2 separate regions of the Homo sapiens genome follow, and region 2 is linked to region 1. A link is a contact called in ENCODE Hi-C or POLR2A ChIA-PET data. All regions are on one chromosome and are shown on one strand. Each heading gives the region's core, a stretch centred on a gene start or an enhancer-like site at or near the end of the contact. The rest is flanking DNA. Distances are from core to core; before and after follow the strand shown.

Region 1 (3,235 bases), core at 134-2,633:
CCTCTCCTCCGCTCTGCAGGGACCTCGCGCGCCGCGAGCCGCCCTGCCTCCTGCCTTCGCCTCGGCGCAGCTCCCGCACCCCACATCCGCCCGCCGCTGCCCGGCCTCGCCCCCCGCCCGGCCGCCCCGCGCCCCGGCGCGCCCCCTCGCCTCGGCGCCGCGGGAGCAGCCGCCCGGCGGCGCGTGTGTACCCGTGTGTTTGTGTGCGGTGCCCCTACACCCTCCCCAGCCGCTCCCGCCTCGCCCGCCCCCGACTCCCCTCCTCCGCCGCCGCCTCCTCCACCTCCGCCTCCTCCTGCTCCAGCCGCCGCCGCCGCTGCCGCCGGCGGCTCGGGGGCCGACCAACCCCGGCGCAACCTTTAGCCAGGGACGGACCTCTCCCTGGATCCTGTACCCGGCGGCTGCTGCGCGCCCTCTCCCCGACACCCCCAAACGCCATGTCACGGCCCCCAGCCCTCCGCGCGCCCCGACCCCCGCACCCTCAGGCGCCGGAATCCACAAGGAATTTTTTTTTTTTTAAGATTCCAACCTCTCCCACCTCCCCCCACCAAACCCCCGATAAAACCCCCGGCATCCACACTACTCCCCTCCTCCCTTCTCTTGCCCCCTCCCCCCAGCAACCCAGAGTGAGGAGGGGGAAGGGGAGGGAAAGGGAAAAAAAAGCCCGATCTCAAGGAAAAAAAGGGGGGGGGTGAGAGAAAGAAAGAAAAAGAGAGAGAGAATAGAAAGGGCACGGGGCTGATCATCACCAACATGGCTGCCTCAGCATAGACCTAAACGAGGAGTAACCCGGGCTGTGTCTTTGTCAGTTTCACCTCTGTAACCCTAAACTAATGCAGAAAACAACGGAGGAGGCTGCGGAGGGGAAAGAGGAGAGGGAGGGCGAGAAAATGGCACGAGAGGAGGTGGAGAAGGGATGACTTACGTGAGGGAAGGCGCTTGGGCTGCTCCTGCTTCCTCCTGGGCATTTTCCCCCTTTTCTCACATTCTCCTCCTTGGTTAATGTGAGATCAAATAAACCCCCGTGGGGGCAGAGAGGCAGACACTGGCAGGAGCGGGGAGGTAGTTGGGGGGCGGGCGGGCGGGCAGGGGGAAACCCCTTCTCCGGTGTGTGCAATGGGTTGAAGCTTGTTTCCTGGAGCCAGAAGAGGGGTTTTCTTCTTTTCTTTCCTTTCTTTTTTCCTTTTTTTTTTTTTTTTAAATTTTTGGTCGTGCACCTGGCTTGTCCCCGAGCGTAATATTCTTCAATGGAAACGGATCTAATAGGTGTGAGTGTGTGTGTGTCCTATGCTCGCGTGTGTGATGGGAGGTATAAATAAATGAGTGCCGGTGCGGCGGTGTCTATGGCCGCGCTCTGTGTCTCCGAGCCCCTAACACTAATGTCGGGATCAAAGGGCAGCGGCGGCGGCAGCACAGCTCACAGCTCGCTCTCTTGCTCTCTCTCTCTCTCTTTCTCGCTCTCTCTCCTCTCGCGCTCTCTCTCTCGCTCTCTCTCTGTCACACACACACACACACAAGAGGCACAGACTGAGGGAAAGAGCGAGAGCTACACACACACACACGCACGCACACACACACACAGAGCAAAGAGGAAAGTGCCCCAAGGCTCCCAGGGCGGACTCAGCCTCGGATTTACAACCGCTCTGTCTGGAAAGAATGGGGGGCGCGCGTGCGGGGGTGGGATGGAGTTCTTCAAATTTATCCCGCTAGTCACCAAATCTAGGGGGAAAAAGTTTTTCTCACTCTTTAAACAACGATTAGTTCATTATTTTACTGACTTTTAAAAAGGAAATAAATTTCTCTCTTCACTTTCTTTTGTTTATTAAGCTACATTTTGTTCTGTATGAAATTCTGCAGGCTTTTGTCCCTACCCCATCACCTTAAATCTGGAGGTTATCGTCTCCCACACACTCTTCAAAAACATTCCAAAAAAACTAATTTAAAAAAAATGAAGACAACATATGGTGAAATCAATAACTTGGTTGACAGTTGACAGAATAAGTGCCCAGTTTTGGAGTGTCCACTGGAGTTAAAACTGAAAAATGCTCCTAAATGAACATTACAGCTACTTGACAAAGAGAGGAAAATAAGATTAGGTCACCCCTGATGGTTGCTTTAACTGCTACGTGATACTCCTAGAGTGCACACAGCAATCTTTACTTCGGAAATTCACTTTTTCCCCTGCTATATACTGCAGGTATATGAAGTTTACCCTGAAGCAATTCCAGTGTGCATTATGAGCCCAATATAGCAGTTTTCATTAACTGATACATACTTTCATTACCTTACAAATCACACATCTTTCTTCAAAGAGAGACATAAAGGAGAAAAATAGAAAAGGACGGGTCTCACTAGAGCACAAAAGGTACTTGGTGAAAGAGGACTGTTCTCTTTGTGACTTGCAGTCATTTGGATAAAAGTTCACTCAGAGGTTGTTAATGATTTAAACTCCAAAACCTGCTACTATAATTGAAATAAAAATGGTCTGAAGAAGAGTTGTTTCATAAAACTCTCTTTGTAAGAGGAAACTTTGAACTTAGCAGAATACATTATATGTCATGAGTCATGTAGCTAGAAAATAAAAAGGTGCATTATTTAACTACATCTTCCCTTTTTAGCTTTTTTAAAACTCTGACTCATCATCTTATTATGTTAAATATTTTCCTACCAATTTTTAAATAGACCTTTTCATCAAAGAAAGTGGAGGCACAGTAAAGACATAGAACATTAAAATGACACTCTATAAGCCTACATGGATAACTCATGCCTCTTTGAGGTTGAGTTAATTCTTACAACTTCAGTGGTGTTAAAGAGAGCCATGGGGGTTAAATTCTGACTTGCCTTATTAAAAATAATAATAAGGCTTTATATTGCACACTTTTATAAGTGAAGCTTAAAGAGTGCTGTATCTCCCAAAAGATGTCTTTCACTGATAGAGAAATCTCACGTTCAACCCCTCCCTGCCAACTCCCCCCAAAAGATCTAGCTTCCCAGTAACAAGTAATGCTATTGAAAGCGAGGTTTGAAACACCTGCATGAATTCAATCTAAAACCAAAACAGAGAGCAGTCAAGTTTAAAATGGAGCACCCTGTAATCCCAGCACTTTGGGAGGCGGAAGTGGGCAGATCACGAGGTCAAGAGATCGAGACCATCCTGGCCAACATGGTGAAATCCCGTCTCTACTAAAAATACAAAAATTAGCTGGATGTAGTGGCACACTCCTGTAGTCCCAGC
Region 2 (3,130 bases), core at 167-2,666, 1.7 Mb after region 1:
AAGCAAACTGTATCTCAACATATCATCTCCTCCTCAAGTAGGACAGCTGGTCCTGAAATTTACACTAAGTTTACATGAACTACAAACATCTAGACGCTACTGACATTTAGTGGGTAGAGATCAAGGATGCTGCCAAACATACTGCAATGCACAGGACACCTCCCCTCCCCCATAACAAAGAATTATCCCATTCAAAATGTCAATAGTGCTGAGGTTGACAAACCCTCAGTCTAAATGAAGCAAAGTAATTGCAATTTTAAGTTAAATCATTTTTCGTAATTTAGATTCTAAAAGTACTTCAAAAAAGAACAGCATTTCAACAGAGTAATTGTTGCAAATAATCCAATAATTGAAGTTTAAAGAACGCATCATTAAATGATAATCACTTTAGGCTAATTACACACTTTATTCAACTAGAGGCCCACTATATTCCTACTACACACAATATAACAAATCCAAAAGCCCTCAAGCCAGGGCATGCTTAAATTAGATATAAGGAGAAGAGGATCACGTGAGACCTCATTTCCAATTCGAGGGCCTTTAAAATTTTAAACGAGATGAAAGTTTTGAAACTGAGAAATGACAACATTTGACTTTTGTTGCAAAAAGCTAGCTATGTTGACACAGACTGCAGGAGAGAGCTCAGTTGAGAGCCGACTGCAACAGCCGGCAGATGACTGAAGCTCGAACCAGGGTAGTAAAGGGGAAGATGGTGAGAACTGGTAAGATTCTGGACATATTTCGAAGGTGAAGACGGCAGGATTTTCCTCTGGGCTGGTCGTAGGTGTGAATAAACGAAAGATGTCAAGGTTGAACAGTAAACATTAATAGCAAACACCCAACCAAGCACCCTAGCCCCTCCGCCTTTTTTCTTTTCTTTTTTTTTACGAGGACGTTGGATCGGCCAGCAAGTGAGAAAAAAGGGCCCTAAATATTAACAGCAACCACCCACCCAGGCACCCTAGCCCCTCCGCTTTTTTTTTTTTCTGTTTTTTTTTTTTTTTTTACGAGGACGTTGGATCTGCCAGCAAGTGAGAAAAAAGGACCCTCACCTTCACGTCGTGTTTCAGCTCCGGCGCCAGGCTGAGCACGAGGAGGTAGTGGGCATAGGCAGTGCCGAAGTCCTGGACGCCCAGACAGTGCTCTGCGCTCTGCAAGGACCGCGACACCAGCTCGTCCCGGCCGGCTGCCCCAGCGCCACCCCCGGCGTCTCGGCGGGACCTGGGCCGCGAGTTCGACATGGCAGTCACCACTTGTATGGCCAAAGGGAAGATATTTTGTAAACGTAATTAGAAAACTCTCTCGATGCTACACTTCCAGGGACCAGACAACTGCTCAAAAAACAGCACAGCAAAGTTACCCTCCGCCGCGGGTGAACTCGCCAACCCCAGCCCAGGCGGAAGCTCCGCCCCGTCCTGGCCCCGCGGGCGGCGCAGACCGTGACGCATACCCCACTATTGCGCACCTGGCCAGCGGCGCACGCTACGCGAACGTCAGCGCGCCCGACGTGGGCACGTCACTGCTGCCCATTCCCGCAGGAGCGACCACTGTGCGTGAGCATAGGAGAACGTCTGTGGCAGGACCTGTCCGGTCTTGCGCCCTTTTTTTTTCCCGGCTGAAAGCAGAGCTTTCTCTCCCTCTTGCACTCCGGGAGTGTGTGGCTTTCGACTGCAAGACCCTGTTGTACAGACCCAGGCAGCGCGAAGCGCCACCCGCTCATGAGGGACGGTCAAGCATTTGTGATGATGCTTAAGACATTTTGGATCGTGATGCACAAAATTTCAAGACCTGAAAGAACCTGGAGATAACAAAAGCATCTCAGACGTGGTAGAGGAAATGCTTTCACAGGCATTTCAAATCATTCTCACAAAACCTGGCTAGGTGGACCTTTGGATCACACTCGTCTTAATGATGGCAAACGTGGTATCTTGAGAAGTGACTTGCTGGAGGTCACACAACCAGCTAGTGGCATAGGCATGGTTCAAATCCAAGTTCTCTGACCACCTATCTGTTCAGTTATAAGATGAGCTTAGGGGTTATTTCACTGTTCGTGTCTTATCACTGTATAGTGTTTACATTAATACAAAGTTTTTCCACATTCAAGTGTGGCCTCTAAGATACAGATTCGAAACTCAAAGGGAGGGGAGCATAGTTATTACGGCTGAAAAGTTATTTTTGTCCCCATTTTCAAATTCATTAATGGATAATATCTTAAATCGAGCATTTTGCATATCACACTAATACATTTTGAGGGCTCCTCTAATTCTCAAAAACACGTCATGCATTTTTGCCTTCTCTTCTGATCCAATTATCTGAACTACCCTTTTTTCTGAGCACTCGCCTGTGTAAATCCTAATCCGTTTTTCAGGTTCCAGCTCACTACATTGTGAGCTATTCTTAATCACTTTTGTGACCTTTGCACCTAGCGGATTATGATGCAAAGTAAGGACTTTGATTTTTTCTTCTTTCTTTTCTTTCTTTTCTTTTTTTTCTTTTTTTTTTTTTTTTTTTTTTTTTTTTTTTTGAGACAGAGCCTCACTCTGTCGCCAGGCTGGAGTGCAGTGGTGCGATCTCGGCTCACTGCAACCTCTACCTCCCAAGTTCAAGCGATTCTCCTGCCTCAGCCTTCCGAGTAGCTGGGATTACAGGCATGCACCACCACGCCCGGGTAATTTTGTCTTTTTAGTAGAGACAGGGTTTCTCCATGTTGGTCAGGCTGGTCTCAAGCTCCTGACCTCAGGTGATCCGCCCGCCTCAGCCCCCCAAAGTGCTGGGATTACAGGCATGAGCCACTGCACCAGGCCAATTATTTGCATTTTTTCGTGGTTTATCTATAACTTCAAGATTTTCTGTACATAGAATAGGTCATTTGAAAAAATGGAATGACACAAATAACATGGAACATCTGGTCACCTTAAGAAACTGGAATTGGCAACAGCCTTTCATGCTAAAAACTCTCAATAAATTAGGTATTGATGGGATGTATCTCAAAATAATAAGAGCTATTTATGACAGACCCACAGCCAATATCATACTGAATGGGCAAAAACTGGAAGCATTCCCTTTGAAAACTGGCACAAGACAGGGATGCCCTCTCTCACCACTCCTATTCAACATAGTGTTGGAAGTT

What was found. A loop is a pair of places that touch in the nucleus more often than their neighbours do. ChIA-PET counts read pairs that join two places held with the same protein, here RNA polymerase II (POLR2A). Pooled maps may share reads with other maps.
Region 2: a loop to region 1 is called in a map of CD8-positive, alpha-beta T cell, with 9 times the contacts of the local background. The contact joins the promoter of PRMT9 here to the promoter of ZNF827 in region 1. A Hi-C loop is called at or near these places in 3 of 168 maps with a recorded cell type or tissue (CD8-positive, alpha-beta T cell, naive thymus-derived CD4-positive, alpha-beta T cell and sigmoid colon) and 9 of 50 pooled maps. POLR2A ChIA-PET finds 5 or more read pairs at or near these places in 1 of 52 experiments (CD8-positive, alpha-beta memory T cell).

Annotation. Positions count from the first base shown.
Region 1 is chr4:145,937,440-145,940,674 of GRCh38, forward strand. It overlaps ZNF827 (zinc finger protein 827), which reads right to left and starts at 1,384. Exons shown (of 15, transcript NM_001306215.2): 1 at 926-1,384. The coding sequence starts at 968. RefSeq lists silencers at 1-136, 257-326 and an enhancer at 701-760.
Region 2 is chr4:147,682,747-147,685,876 of GRCh38, forward strand. PRMT9 (protein arginine methyltransferase 9) reads right to left here and starts at 1,417. Exons shown (of 12, transcript NM_138364.4): 1 at 1,053-1,417. The coding sequence starts at 1,241.